Regions from separate parts of the Homo sapiens genome. Here region 1 is linked to region 2. A link is a loop called in an ENCODE intact Hi-C map of the cell type or tissue named here. Cell type or tissue: dorsolateral prefrontal cortex. All regions are shown on one strand.

Evidence for each region. A loop is a pair of places that touch in the nucleus more often than their neighbours do. Peaks named below come from ENCODE experiments on the same cell type or tissue, not always from the same donor. Only the 100,000 strongest peaks of a DNase experiment are listed, where the experiment ranks them.
Region 1: it touches region 2 in a loop (6-fold over the local background); 22 of 110 quality-filtered maps call a loop at or near these places.

Annotation. Positions count from the first base shown.
Region 1 is chr21:31,861,137-31,869,136 of GRCh38, forward strand. No RefSeq gene overlaps it. Among named protein-coding and RNA genes, the nearest start is that of HUNK, 7.9 kb to the right of the region's middle. RefSeq lists a silencer at 5,145-5,284. In dorsolateral prefrontal cortex, CTCF peaks have their summits at 5,086 (motif pointing right) and 5,286; DNase peaks (open chromatin) are centred at 4,665 and 5,105; H3K4me3 peaks cover 820 bases; H3K27ac peaks cover 464 bases.
Region 2 is chr21:32,596,568-32,604,567 of GRCh38, forward strand. It overlaps CFAP298-TCP10L (CFAP298-TCP10L readthrough), which reads right to left. Exons shown (of 12, transcript NR_146639.2): 4 at 7,558-7,716; 5 at 6,594-6,725. It overlaps CFAP298 (cilia and flagella associated protein 298), which reads right to left. Exons shown (of 7, transcript NM_021254.4): 4 at 7,558-7,716; 5 at 6,594-6,725; 6 at 5,705-5,800; 7 at 2,787-5,406. The coding sequence ends at 5,296. Among named protein-coding and RNA genes, the nearest start is that of CFAP298, 12 kb to the right of the region's middle. RefSeq lists a silencer at 7,912-8,000. In dorsolateral prefrontal cortex, CTCF peaks have their summits at 4,626 (motif pointing left) and 4,825; a DNase peak (open chromatin) is centred at 4,614; H3K27ac peaks cover 2,669 bases.

The sequences.
Region 1 (8,000 bases), 740 kb before region 2:
CAATTTGGGAGCATCCTGCTGGGATCTAGAATTTAATATGCTGGCAAGACCCCTGGAAGAGACACGCTACTGGGATGGCTCTTAGAGCCTGGGAAAAGCACTGTACTACACTAAGGGAAGCAGAAATGCCAGAAATGCCAGAACTGCCGTGGCAGACAGAGAAGAAGGCCTCAGAGAAGTGGGCATCTAGAACTCATACACACACAAGGCTAGAAACCTCACCAATTGATTACATTGCACACAAAGGCACAGAGGGCCTTCCATTGTCCTAAGCAATAAGAAATGCACTAGTGAGAGGGGTGCTGGAAGCAGTGAGAAGCTCAGTGGTGGTTCTCCCAGGGCTGTAGTAGGAGATGCCACTGCAGAATTTGGTTTATTGATATAAATTGATATGATAGGACATTGAAATAACAGAGGCCAGGTGGCAGCACTCTACCAGAAGCCAGGCAGGTGCAGTTAAGATAAAGAGTGTCAAAGATGGATGGCAGTCAAGGAGGATTCACCCACATGGAGTGGTAAAAACAGTTAAAGAGTGTGATGTCCCTAGGGGTAAGACAGATGGCAAATGAGTGAGGATATTATTTACTTTATACAACTAGAAGAAATCAAGGGTGGATGATCAGGAAGCTGAGGGCAGCTGCCCAATAAACAAATAATGATCCTTTGCTCAGTTTTCAAACTTGAGCCAATTTTCTAACGTGGAGTCCATTGACTGAAAAGAAGTCTGGATCTTTGGGAGAGGACTTTACTATATTACAGCAAACATGCACAGCAATGATTCGGCCAATCTGTCCCTAGAGGGACCTAAGGCCACTTGCTTGGGTAACCACATGCAAGAGGAAGGGGCATGGCAGCTAGCTCCCAAGATCAGCTCCTAGCTCACCTCCTAGTCTTCATGCCTCTGTGTGGTCCTCTTGCATGTTGAATGGGGCCAACCTGTAACAAATCGGACATTGCACAAATGATGGAGTGTGACTTCTGAAGCTAAGGCATAAATACACTGTGGCTTCTGCTTTGCTCTTAAACATCACTGCATTTGGCAGACGCCAACTGCCATTTCATAAGGACACTCAAACCAACCTTTGGAGAGGTTCAAGTAGCAAGGAACTAAGGCTTCCTGGGAACAGCTCCTGTGAACAACAGCCATGCATCATAGAACTGGATCTTCCAGTTCCAATCAAGCTTTCAGTTGACTGTAGCTCCAACCCACATCTTTTTTTTTTTTTCTTTTTTTGAGTGGAGTCTTGCCCTGTCGCCAGACTGCAGTGCAGTGGAGCGATCTTGGCTCACTGCAACCTCCGCCTCCCGAGTTCAAGCGATTCCCCAGCCTCAGCCTCCCAAGTAGCTAGGACTGTAGTGGTGGCAAGACTCCTGGAAGAGACACACACAAAAACTATTTTTTTTATATTTTAATAGAGACGGGGTTTCACCATGTTGGCCAGGATGGTCTAGATCTCCTGACCTCATGATTCGCCTGCCTCGGCCTCCCAAAGTGCTGGGATTACAGGCATGAGCCACCACGCCCGGCCTCCAGCCCACATCTTGACTGCAACCTTGTGAAAGATCTTATGCCATAACCTCACAGGTCAGCCACTCCCAAATTCCAGACCCACAGAAACTCTGTGAGATAATACATGTTTATTGCTGTTTTAAGCTACTAAATTTTAGTGTAATTTGTTACACCGTAATAAATAAATAATATAGGGACCAGACACTTCAATGACTATCTAGGTCTGAATTGATACCCAGAGAATTAAAGCCTCATTGTAGACTCCCTGTTAGGGTGGGGGCCGATAGGTACAAGATGATTAATTAAGTCTAGGCCTAGGTCAAGCCACAGTGCGTCCACTGTCTCCATGGACTTAGGTGGTGGTTGTTTCCACAGTTGCGAAGTGTACAATTGGAATGGACACACTTGGTACCTGCCATAACTGCTGCATTATTTGGCCTGTGAGGTAAGAGATGTTGTAACAGAAGGCTGAGTGGAATGCCCTAAAACTGAAAGACAATTCTGCATCCCAAGAGTGTTAGAGATGAGTGTCAGCCTTAAGGACTTAGAAGACGCAGGTGTGATGGCCCCAGCCCATCTCTATTTAATTCACCAGCCTGGCCCCTGCAGAAACCACTGGATTCTGGATAATGATAGTGCACTACTGCAAACTCCATCAGAAGGAGCCCAGATTGCAGCTGCTGGGCTTGGCATGGTACTTTTTTTTTTTTTTTGAGACAGAGTCTTGCTCTGTCGCCCAGGCTGGAGTGCAGTGGCATGATCTTGGCTTACTGCAACCTCCGCCTCCTGAGTTCAAGCAATTCTCTGCCTCAGCCTCCCGAGTAGCTGGGATTATAGGCACCCACCACCATGCCTGGCTAATTTTTGTATTTTTAGTAGAGATGGGGTTTCACCATCTTGGCCAGGCTGGGCTTGAACTTCTGACCTTGTGATCCACCCACCTCGGCCTCCCAAAGTGCTGGGATTTCAGGCGTGAGCCACTGTGCCCAGCCTGGCCTGGTATGGTATTTTTTACTAAAACAGATGAATGTAGCCTTTAGGGGATGATATGTGGCCATTGTTCTGGTGAATGCGTTATTTTCCATCACTCTTGAAAGGAAAAAAACTGTTTGCATTCCCTTGACCAGACAATCGTATGTATTTAGTCTTCCCTCAGGTGGTGCTAACTCTCCTACCCTCTGTCATGTGTGATATATAGTCTGAAGAGAACTGGACCTCCTGGACATCCTGCAGAACGGCACCCTGGTCCACTGTATCATGCCTCATGTCAATCAGATATCAGATGGGTGAGCAAGATGCAGCAAGTGTACTGAAGGCCTTGGAAAGACACATGGGCTTCAGATCATGGGAGACAAACCCTAAGTTTCAGAGGCCCATCACATCAGTTGTAGAAGTCTGGTGTTCCAAGGCGCACTGGGGATAAATGTAAAGGATAAATTATTGCATCTCACACCTCCCACCATGAAGAAGGAAGCACAGTGCTGGTAGGTCCCATCGTTTCTGGAGGCGGCATATTCCATATCTGGGAATACTCTTCCTACCCATAGACTGGATTACATGGAAGGCTGCCTCCTGTAAGTAAGGCCCAGAGGAGGGCTCTGGAGTAGATCCAGGCTGCAGTGCAAACAGCCCTTCTGCTTGGGCTGAACAATCCAGCATGCCTTAGGTTACTAGTGATCTCAGAGGTAGGGAAAGGCCACCATGTTCAGTTTACAGAAAGTTCCACTGGGGAATCATGAAGGACTCCTAGGGCTCCGGAGCAACGCCATGCCATCTACAGTAGAAAATTTTACACTCTTCATTAAAGAGCTCCTGGTGTGCTGCTGCTGGACCACGGTAGAGATGAAGCAGCTGGACATGGGACACCAAGTGACCATATGCACCTCCAGAGGTGCCCCGCACAGGCTCATCAGGTTCTAAGGCTAGGTGGGCCCTGCAGTATCCAAGGCAAGACAGAAGTTCTGCATCCATGATCAAATATATCAGCAGGGCCTGAAGGCCCAAGCCAGCTACACTGGCAGCTAGCTCAGAATTCCAGAGCCCCCACCACTGTTGCACCAAGGGTACTCCCTCAACTCACACCTATGGCCACATTTGGAAGGGGAAATCCTTATGATCCACAGATGGAGGAAGAAAAAGTGAGCTTGGATCTTGGATGGCAAATGTGGACAAAAATGGACAGTGACTGCCCTACAGCTGTACTCAGGATGGGCCAGAAAGGCAACATCAAGGGGAAACCCTGATGGGTGGAGCTTCATTGGTGCACCAGGTCATCTACTTGGTTTAGATAAAGAATACGTATCTTCCCCCTTCCCTCCCTCCTTCCCTCCCTCCCTCCCTGCCTTGTTTCCCCTTCCTTTCTTCCTTCCTTCCCTTCTCCTCCTCCTTCTTCTTGTTCATCATCTACTGATCAATGTGTCTATTGATCTATTTTCTATTAATCACCTATCTAGGTGTCATCTATCTCTCTATCTCTTTATCCGTATCTACTAATTATCTATCATCCATTGGTCATTCATTATGTATCTGTCATGTATCATCCTTCTATCTATTGAATCTATCATCTGTTTCTATCAATCATCTATTTATCTATCATCTATTTATTGGTCTGTCTCTTTACTAATTATCTATTATTTGTTGGGCACAGTGACTCATGCCTGTAATCCCAGCACTTTGGGAGGCTGAGGAGGGAGGATGGCTTGAACTCAGCAGTTTGAGACCAGCCTGAGCAACATGGCGAAACCCCGCCTCTGCAAAAAAAAAACACACAAAAAATTAGCCGGGTGTCGTGGTGCATGCCGATAGTCCCAGCTGTTTGGGAGGCTGAGATGGGAGGATCACTTGAGCCCAGGAGATAGAGGCTGCTACAGTGAGCCGTGATGGCACCACTGCACTCTAGCCTGGGCAACAGAGCGAGACCCTAGCTAAAAAATCTATTATCTATCTATCTATCTATCTATCTATCTATCTATCTATCTATCATCTATCTATCTATCATCACTATCTTTCTACACACATGGACTCATTGGCAGTAGCAAATGGCTTGGGCAGTTGATCAGGGGCCTGGAAGGAGGGAAACTGGAAGGTGAGGGTTGAGGAGCAGGCCTAGAATAGTGGCACGCTCTGCATGGCAGTGGGCCCAAAGCCTGCAGATGTGTGTATCACATGCTAATGCTCAGCAGAAAGCCTCCGCCACGGAATGAAAAAGCCCCGGACAAACTGGTCTTTTGACCCATTCACTCTTTGCTTTATTTTAAATGTATCGTTTTCAGATTTATGTCCCAGACACTTTTCGCTCTGATGTAAGAATGCCGTGCTAAGAACAATAACCAAAATAGCTTCTATTTTCGTAGCATATGCCCATAATTTGCCTCATTTTACCCTGGCAGCAGTCCTGGGACTTAGGAATGACAGGGAGAAGTTCTTCCTTTCCAGATGGAGAAAGCGGATGCTTAGAGACAGTAAGAGCCCTGCCCAGGGCCACGGAGGCAGCTCTGGCCTCCGGTCCTGCATTCTCTTCCCGGTTTCTTGGGCCCCTCTGGGCTGCGGAGGGAAAGCAGAGCCGAGTTGACCAGCAGGGGGCGCCGGCCTCTTTTTGTCTACATCTGTCCACCTGGCTGTGCCAGGCAGGCTTCTGCAATCAGCACGCGTGCCCAGTTCTGTGACTGGTGAGTGGGCTCAGTTCCAGGGTGCCCTCCGCCTCACTGCATCTCCACCTGCTGGCCACACCGTAGACCATGCTCTGTTGTATGTGCTCACTTCTAAGTATCCCCAGACCCCTCGCTGCTGCAGGCTCTACTCAATCCCTACTAAGAAATGGACAGGAGTCAGCACCCAGCGAAAGGCTGTAAATAAGCCTCAGCGCTAACAATAACCTTTCCCTCCCTGCCATAATACAAATGTGGAGCTTGTCATCGAGGCTCCTCTTTGAGGCATGAATATTGATCTTTTGCCATATGTCTTTATGATGTGTGCTTTCTCCAGCAGGACCCGGTTTTGTTGCGTTTCTCCTTTCTGCCTTCTCATTTATTATGGTCGTCTGCTTCTGCAACGAGACTCCCTGTGAATTACAAATTTAGTCAACCACAATGAATTTGTGTTGAGCACTCCCCAGGAGCCAGGCACCATGCATAGTGGACTTAACCAAAGTCCCAGCCCTCATGGAGCAGACATTCTAGGGAAGGAGCCAGACAAAAAGCAAAACAAAGAGGGAAATGATGTAATTTGTCAGATGGCAATAAGTGCTGTGAAGGAAAATAAAGCAGGGAAGGGGATAAGGAGGTGGGGTGCAGGGGAGTGGGGCGTAGCCCAGGGGAAATTTGCATCAGAGAGAAAAGGTCAGAGAAAAGGCCCACAGAGAAGGTGACATTTGAGCAAAGACCGGAAGATGATGAGGAAGCCAGCTCTACAGATATTTCTTGGAATAATATTCCAAAAAAGTAAAAAGAGCCCACTGGGGGAGTGGGTCCCACACACAGGTCAGTGTGGCTGGAGGGCAGTGAATAGGAGGAAGTGAGATCAGAGACATGATGGGATGAGGGAAGAGAGATGAGCCCTGCAGGGTGGGATGCAGATTGTGCTGGGCCTGGCAGGGCCATAGGGATGATGTTGGTGTCAGTGTACGATGGGAAGCCACTTTCAAATGAGACATGCATACAAGGGGGAATGGTCCAGATCAGTATGTGTGATGGCCTCTTCCTATAGAATATTTAAAGTTCCATTCCTTCTCAATAGCCTCTATCAGGGATTTACAGGAAGAGACCACACATCAAGACGTCCTAAAGCCCTGGGCCCATCTGTAGTTGGGAGGTGGCAGGTACATTTTTCTTACTGAAATAGCCATTACATTCATCTTTTGGAGACCGATGGAGGTACAACTGTGATGAGTCCTGTGAGAAGCCATCAGCATCTTGTTTGAAGAATGCACCTTTTTCTTCTTGAATATCAGCTCAGTGGCTGCTGGGAAGCAGCTGCCGGAGGTTGGCCTGGTGTCACCATCCGTACACCATCATGCTGCAGTGCCACAACCACACAAAGCTCAGCAACTCCTTCCTCTCCCACATGGACAGATCAAGAGTTGAGATGAAGCTCCGCATTGCCATTGCTGCACATGTACAGTGTACCAGGCATGCATAGGTGTTGGGATACAAAGTCCCTCGCTTCATGGACATTAAATGAGAGAGAGAGAGAGAGAGAGAGAGAGAGAGAGAGAATAAACACATAAACAAGTGAATGCACATTCTTCTGTTAGCTAATGATGAATGACATGAAAAGTTGAGTGTGGTAGTTAGCGACCCTGGGACAGTCTGCCTGATTTCTGATTTTCTGATTGAGAGAGCAGAGCCCTGAATGAAGCAAGAAACTTCAGCAATGTTGAAGAAGTGTGTCATGAACTGAATGTTTGCATCCCCCTGGCCCAAGTTCATACATTGCAGCTGTGACCTCTGATGTGATGGTATTTGCAGGTGAGACCTTCGGAAGGCATTTAGGCTTAATAGAGAGCATGAAAGTGGGACCCTCATGATCCGATTGGTGTCCTTATAAGAAAAAGAAGAGACCAGGGCTGTGTGTCTTTCTGCCATGAGAGCACGTGGCGAGAGCACTCGTCTGTCAGCCGGGAGGACAGCCTTCATCAGGAACTGAATCTGCTAGCACTTTCGTTCTGGACTTCTCAGTCTCCATCATCACGTGAGTCAATTTCTCAGTCTCCATCATCATGTGAGTCAATTCCTTAGAGTAAATCTCTATATATGTATATCTGCTGGAACCTAAATCTTGGATTCCTCAGAACAATAAGAAAGAAATGTCTGGTGTTTAAACCGCCCAGTCTAGGTGTTTTGTTATGGCAGTCTGAGCAGACAAAGACACAGAGGTAAAGCCTTTGAAGCAGGGAAGAGCTTGGTGTCTGGCTCCCAGGAGGTGACAGTGAAGAGGTGGGCAGGGCCATATCATGACAAAGCGCTTGGGGAATCTTTTCTGCAGGGGTCTGTTGAACAGCTTTCGAGTGCAGGGAAGTGATATGATCTGATTCCCATTTTTTTTTTTTTTTGAGATGGAGTCTTGCTCTGTCGCCCAGGCTAGAGTGCAATGGCATGATCTTGGCTCACTGCAACCTCTGCCTCCAGGGTTCAAGCGATTCTCCCTGCCTCAGCCTCCCGAGTAGCTGGGATTACAGGTGCCTGCCACCACGCCCGGCTAATTTTTGTATTTTTAGTAGAGATGGGGTTCCGCCATGTTGGCCAGGCTGGTCTTGAACTCCTGACCTCAGGTGATCTTCCCCCTTGGCCTCCTTAAGTGCTGGGATTACTGATTCCCATTTTGAAGAACTGGTTTTGGCTTTGGCGTGGAAGCAAAGGATGCCACTTAGGAAGTGAGAGAAAGGGTCACAGGCGGGTATAGGATTTGCTGATGGGTTGGATATGAGAATCGAGAAGCAGAGGAAGCAAAGGATGACTGCTAAATTTTGGGGTGAATTTGGGTGAAGCCTTAG
Region 2 (8,000 bases):
TTAGCCAGGTATGGTGGGGGGTGCTTGTAATCCCAGTTACTTGAGAGGCTGAGGCAGAGAATTGCTTGAACCCGGGAGGCAGAGATTGCAGTGAGCCGAGATCGCACCACTGCACTCCAGCCTGGGGGGTGACAGATTGAGACTCTGTCTCAAAAAAAAAAAAAAAAAAAAAAAATTAAAAGAGCGTACCACTATCTACATAAATACATACACTGAAAATGCATAATAACTTCAGCTGCTCTGATACCAAATGCCAACATCCATGAAAATGTCCTACAAGAGAGGGAGGGAGCTGCATCAATTGCGCTGATGACCCTGGGCCAATTGTCCTAAGATCTGTTAGGTCTGTGATCTGGGAGGGCCCTGGAGATCCTGAGGCAGCAGGTGAGGCCTGAGGCCTGGGACCCCAAACCCAGCTAAAACTAAAAACTAAAAACTCTTAAGTGTAGAGTTCAGTGATACTCACATTCTTGTGCAACCATCAGCACCATCCATCTCCAGAATGTTTTTATCTTCTCAAACTTAAACTCTATACCCATTAAACAGTAACTCTCCATCCTTCCCTGCTGTCCCCAGCCCCTAACAACCATCATTCTGCTTTGTCTCTGGATCTGACTACTCTAGGAACCTCGTATAAGTGGAATCTTACAGTATTTGTCATTTGGTATCTGGCTTATTTCACTCAGTGTAATGTCATCAAGGTTCATCCCTGTTGGAGCATGTGTCAGGATTCCCTTCCGTTGTAAGGCTGAATAATATTCCATTGTACGGATACACCACCTCTTGTTGACTCATTCATCCTCTTGTTGACTCATTCATCTGTGGATGGGCACTTGGGTTGCCTCCACGTTTGAGTTATTGTGAATCATGCTGCCGTGGACGTGGCTGTACTGCAACTGGTTTTGCATTTATTTGAATAGGTGGATTTCAAAGGTACAAAAGACCATCCTGTGAACCGTGACTCCCTCCCAGCCCATCCTCCAGGCCCCCTAGAGTTTTAACCACAAGCAGCCATGGTCACCAGTTTCTTGTGATCTTTCTAAGAGTATGTGAGCATATGTGCTATGCCATGGTAGAGGCTGGACGCGGTGGCTCACGCCTGTAATCCCAACACTTTGGGAGGCTGAGGCAGGCAGATCACCTGAGGTTGGGAGTGAGACCAGCCTGGCCAATACGGTGAAACCCTGCCTTCACTAAAAATACTAAAATTAGTCGGGCACAGTGGTGCGTGCCTGCAATCCCAGCTACTCAGGAGGCTGAGGCAGGAGAACAGCTTGAACCCGGGAGGTGGAGGTTGCAGTGAGCCAAGATCATGCCACTGCACTCCAGCCTGGGTAACAGAGTGAGACCCTGTCTCAAAATAAACAAACAAATAAATACAATAAAATTAAAAATCTAACAACAGTGCCCTCGTTCCCATGATCTCACAGTCCATCCAGGGAGACAGACTTGTAACCGAATGCCATGATTACAACCAGCTCAATGGGAGATGAAGAAGGAGGTGTGTTCGGAAACCTGGGAACTGAGGAGGGAGTGGGCTCTCAACCTTAACATGGGCTGCGGGAGTTGGGCAAGAATCAGAAACAGATTATGTAGATGATACTGGAACTGTGTGGTTTCCCATTTGCAAAAAAAAATTAAAATTATATTTTACAATGTTAGTATATTCTGAGCATTTTAAGAAGTAAAGTCCACTTTGATAAAAGGAAGAATGTCTATCTTCCTTGTATATATATCTATTCCTATAGAATACCCATTTGTGTCTTAGTTTGTAAGAGCTGCCATAACGAAATACCATGGACTGGGTGGCTTAAACAACAGACATTGATTTTCTTACAGTTCTGGAGGCCGGAGGTCCAATATCACAGCATTGGCAGGGCTGGTTCTTCCCAAGGCCCCACTACTTGTGTTGCAGATGGCGGCCTTCTCCCTGTCCCTTTCCTCTGTGTACATAGATCCCTGGTGTCTCTTCTTCTTCTTTTTTTTTTCTTTTTTTTTTTTTTGTTGAGATGGAGTCTCGCTGTGTCACCCAGGAGAGCAATGGCATGATCTCGGCTTACCACAACCTCTGCTTCCTGGGTTCAAGCAATTCTCCTGCCTCAGCCTCCCGAGTAGCTGAGATTACAGGCACACACCACCATGCACAGCTAACTTTTATATTTTCAGTAGAGACCATGCACCATGTTGGCCAGGCTGGTCTCGAACTCCTGGCCTCAGGTGATCCACTCGCCTTGGCCTCCCAAAGTGCTGGGATTACAGTCTCCTCACCTTGGGCAATTTAATCCCTCTGGACTTTGGTTTCCTAACTCGTGAGATGACAATAGTAGTTTCTTTCTAATTTGGCTGTTTTTAGGTATAAACGAAAAGAATATATAGGTAAAGTGCTTAGTACAACCGTCTGGGAAATAGCAAAGTCCCCATAATGCCAGCTGCCGTTACTGTTATGTCTAGTATCGAACTTCTCCTGGAAATCAGCCACCTCTCTCCTTGAGCCCTGTCCAGGGCCAGTGGGTTTTTGGTAGTGTAGAGGGGCAACTCCTATCTTGCAAGGAACGGCAAGAGGTCGGGGCAAGCAGCTCTCTCTGGTCACTTCTTCAAGGGGGTGGTTGCTGAGGCTTTGGAAGGGAATTTAGTGAGCTCAGACCCTCTCAAGGCTACTGTGCTCCAAGTATGTGGCAGTTCATTTCAAGCTTGATGGCACACTCTTTGCAGAGCAGTTGCCAAGGAACGAGGTAATCTTGTGACAGAAATACTGCCTGATGCTGTCAGTTTGATGGTCGAAAAGGTTTTAGGTGGTATCAAATTTTATTACTAGCATTCCTGGTCTCCATGAAAGAACCACATAAGAAGACAAGTTATGTCAAAGGACAAAACCACAGACCTAGATGGGCACCGTGCATACAGCAGACACTTGGTTTCCTTTTGATATTGACTCAAACAGGGACTGGATTAAAAAAAGAAGAAAATAACAACAAGACCACAGACTTAAGCTGATCAGTGGTCTAACACTGGCAAGATTACTTTTGTTGATAAATTGATTTCTTGGGAAATCCTGGGAAAGTTCCTGGACGTGACCCTGTGGTCCTACCACCACTAGCTACCTGTGACCTTGGGTGAGTCAGCAAGTGGATGCAAAGGGAACACACACAGCACGGTGCCACAGCGGGCACCACCTGCCCCCCGCCGTCACAGATGGCTTGCAAATAAGCTACTCACGTACTTCCTGAGATCTGCTGCACCCAAACACACCAAGCTCAGAGAGGCTTTTGAGGCAGACAAGGGCAGGGAGAGAGGATGGTTCTTCTCGCATGGGTATTTAAGGAGTGTAGTGTCATGCGTGAGTGACTTTTTGGTTAGTAAGTTCTGCTGATTACATGAAGCAATGGGATAACTATCACGGCCAAAAGAGTATTCCTACTGCAGGCTCAGTAAGACTTTCTAATGATATTGAAGTAGTAGTTCCCTGAAAAGAGCTACTATGATCACATGGCTTGGTTAACTGTTTCTTACAAGTCTGAGCATGAATTTAACACACACGAACTATACACTGACAAAGACAGGATGCTCCTGAAATAAAATCACAGCATCTTATTGCATATACTACATCATCCAAGGTCAAAACCCTTTCATAGAGACATTTAAAACTATAACCAAGTAAAAGAGAAAATAGATGCAAATTTGCTTTTACAAAATTTGAAAATCAACCAAAAGAGTAAGGCACAAGATGCAGTCAGCTACAAAGCACTTCAGAGAACAGCGCTTTGCTCTCAGGTCTGGGACCCACCCCCTGGGCAAGGCCGCCTGGCAGCAGGCAGGAACCAAACCCCTGCCACCTCCACTCACTCCCAGGGTTCCTCTTTGCAGGATGGTGGGGAGCGCAGGCACCAAGGCAGGAAGGCCAGGGCAGGAAGATGCCCCGCGTCCTTCACTTTCCCTCAGTGTGAGCACACCAAGTTCCCTCTAACCAGGAGAACAGGACCCTAGGCACCAAAAGTCAAGCATGAGGGACTGCCACAGGCAGTCTGGCAGGTGTCTTTCAGATGCTAAAGTGCCAGGGTTTGCAGGATACTTGGATGGTTTACAGTGATGATGAGTTGGAGTCTTTAAACTCAATGGTGTCCTAGATACTCAGTTAGGATGATAGTGATCCCATCCATCCCGTGGTTGGTCACTGAGCTGCGTACGAAGCTGGCCTAGAATCAGACCCCGCATCCATAGGGAGAAATCATCACCCTCTACCGGGATCTGGATTTGTTTTCAGGATCTATTCTCATGAAGGAGACTTGAGAAGCTGAGAAACTCCAGAAGAATTTAAGTTTCAAAGTCAGATGAGTTTGCTACTCAACCTTCATCATGGTTGTAGCTTTCGCTCCCAGAATACAAGGCCAGAGAGGCACCAACCAGGAGGCAAACTTCACCTTCAAGGCCAGGCAACGCCTGGCTACAGTTAGACCCCGCAGCAGGGTTAAAGAAGGCTACAGTTAGACCCCGCAGCAGGGTTAAAGAAGGCTACAGTTAGACCCCGCAGCAGGGTTAGAGAAGTCTCTCCAGCAAGGCTGGGAGTTCAGCTTCCAATAGATCTAGAGGGCCAGGAGAAAAAGCATGCTGAGTGCCTGGCGGCATCTAGTGGTCACTAGTGGTCACTGCCAGTCATCAGCTTTCCTCCAATAAACCAGTTATCATGAGAATATAAAACAATCAGGAAGAAAAAAAAGTGTAGCTTTTTTTTTTTTTTTTTTTTTTTTTGAGACAAGAGTTTCGCTCTGTTGCCCAGGATAGAGTGCAGTGGCAGTGATCTTGGCTCACTGTAAGCTCCACCTCCCGGGTTCACGCCATTCTCCTGCCTCAGCCTCCCGAGTAGCTGGGACTACAGGCGCCTGCCACCATGCCCGGCTAATTTTTTGTATTTTTAGTAGAGACGGGGTTTCACCGTGTTAGCCTGGATGGTCTTGATCTCCTGACCTCGTGATCTGCCTGCCTCGGCCTCCCAAAGTGCTGGGATTACAGGCGTGAGCCACCGCGCCCGGCCAAAAGTTTAGTATTTTATCAAAGAAAACCATGACATACTAAATAGTCCTGAAACAAAAACGATTTACACATTTTCTTCTGACTAGGTATTTATTAAGTTCTAAAACCTTGAATAACTGCTATTTTAAAAATTCACACTAAAAGAAAACTAGAAATGTTAACATCTTTTACAGAGGGCAGTAAGTGGCCTTTTTTTTTTTTTTAAATTATAATTGCCTAGGAGAAAGGTGAGCTAATCTCTTTGGAAGTGTCATCAGCTGGTGAACTTCATCTTGGTCTCCACTTTATGTCTTTCACTCCATGAAAATGTCTTTTCAAAGCAGTGTTATCCGCCCATGGTGAGTTTAAATAGGCATCATCATCATTTTCTTCCAATCTCTGGAAATAAGTATGTTTTATTCAGGCAGGCATTTCAGGAAAGTGTTTTGCACATAAAGAGACTGAAGAAAGAGTCCATGACTGACCTCCCCCTCTCCCTGCCCTCTAGGAGCAGGATACTGCCATGTCTAACACCAGGGGACACCTGGCAGGACCCCGACAGACCTGCAGACAGAAGCTCTAGAAAGACCCCTCCCCGGCATTCTGCAGAGCTCACTGCTCCCCAGCAGCCCCAGGTAAGGCACACAGGCTATGTGTGGGCGCCAGCACTGCAGAAAGCCCATCTGTCCCCTGCTACCTTGAGCTCCTCTTGTCTTCTGTGATAGTACAGCATCAGCTGCTTCTGCTCCTCACTGCTAATAATAGGCTCTCGGGCTGGAGCTCCCTGTCCCCTCTGCAAAGAGGAGAGCAGAGCAAATTGTGGATTAAGGTGTTCTTAGAGTGACAATCCTGAAGTTACAACAAATGTTTTACGATTGCCTTTGCCGGCTACTAAAGATAAACAGGTCCCCCATGTCTGATCACCCGAAGTGAAGCATCAAGGGAAGCCTTGGTCTTGAGCAGCCCTGAGCCCTGGACTCTCACTGTGTGGAGACCAGAGGCTGCACGATACCATCTCTGTCTTGACCATTCCCAAGGCAGACACTGCAGGCAGGTCCAGTGGGAAAGGGAGGATGCTCAGAGCCACGGACTCTGGATCTACATAAGGTGGAGGGCCCCATTTCCCCAAAATCACAGCCTAGTGACGTAGGAGCACCCACAAAACCAAGGCGGCCCCTCAGGTTACAGCGCTACACGATGTCCTTCAAAGGTCTCGAACCTTTCCTCCTCCCCCTCCTGTACACAGCATCAGCAGTTTGAAAAAGCCTGAAATCAGTGACGGGCGAAATTTTACATTTCAAGGAACATATCTGTTTACTTGCAGCCCTATTTTTACGCTTGAAATTAACATAGTATATTTCCTCTCCCCCACATATTAAAACAAACTCTAGATATTGGTACTCAATCCATATTTTCTTCCAGTTTTTGTTGGTGTGCAGGAAGAGGATATTTTTAGTTTAAACCCGAGCCAATAAGATTAAAATATTTGTACCAGTAGTTTAAATCTTTCGGATTCACTGTACATTTTTATCAGTTTGAAGGGAAATAACAAAAACTACTGACACATTAAAGCAAAAAGTACTTACTTGCTGAATCTTGGCGATAATTTTGGTTTTTTCATTCTTCCCCACGTAGTCTGAAAGCTTCTTCGTTCTTCTCAGCTCCTTGGCTGCCCACCACAGCTGCGCCTCTGCCTCTTTAATGACGTTGAGCCCTGCCTGGGGCCAGTCGTAAGAATGGCTTGACTGTGTGTTCCCACCCAGGGGGCAGAGCCCAGCTGAGCCCCTCCCAGCAGGGGGCAGGGGACAGATTTCTCCCCGTGCTCACCATGGGAGGCCTGACTCCCGCACCTCACTCTAAGTCCTTGCTGACTTTAGTACCTTCCCTGTTAAGTTTCCACTCATGCCCTGACTCAGTTAACTTCCTCCTCTGGACAACAGGGAGATCCTATCTCATTTGCACCTTGATCCATATAGTTCGTCTTAGACAGATCTGTAGGCCACTGCCAGGGAAGGGCACTGGCATCGTGCTGGGTGTTTAAATCGAGGTATAAAGGGGCTGCCTGTTTACTTCTGCATATTTCATTTATTTAACATGGCTTAGACAAAGAATATTGTCCAATAGGATAAGAAGTGAGAAAACCCAAGGAAAATGGAACATGAGGGTCAGAAAATAACATGAAGCAACAGGTAAGACTAGAAACACAAATTTCCATGCAAAGGGACTGACGCATTTGGGTAGAAATAGGAAGAAATTAGGTAGCTGGCTTCCTAGCAGCCAAAGACAGTGGAAATGTTTGCAGTCACTCCTGATGAGCGGCCTCACAAACTGCGTCCACTGCCTCCTGTGTGTGGGGCCAAACCCCTCACTCATGAGTACCCACTCTCAGGGGCTGCTCCTGAATTCAGAACTCTGCTCTGAAGCAGGGCATAGCAAACCTGAAAGCTGTGTAGGGAGCAAAACACTACATCCAGAAGAGGGGCATCAAATCTTAAGGGCTTTGGGGGCCAGGAACTCAACCTCCAGAGTACCCACTCACAAACTACGTACCTGTGTTCCCGACAAGTCTTCCTTATTTTCAAACTCCATGCGGATGGGATCATACGGTGGCAACCCCATGGGGTAAACAATCATCACCGCGCCTCGAAGCTGGTCCAAGGCATCTTTCACCATCTCCATGGTAACACAGACACCGGCTTCCACTTGTTTCTGCAAGCAGAAAGCCATCGTTATCTACAGTGTGGCTAATCACTTCCATAAATTCGATCAAGATCTTGTACAAGACCCTTGCCAGATACTGCCAGAGCAACAAAAAGAAATCAAACAGTTCTTGCTCCCAGAGTGACTACCATCTATTTCAGGGGCTGAGCGAAGCACACCGTGGCCTGTATTATAAAGCAGACGGTGAGCAGCACTGAGCATGGAGTACAATGAAGTGCAAAGAATTCTCAAAGGAGAAAGAGCCCAATGCTGGCAGCACAGATGGCAGTGAG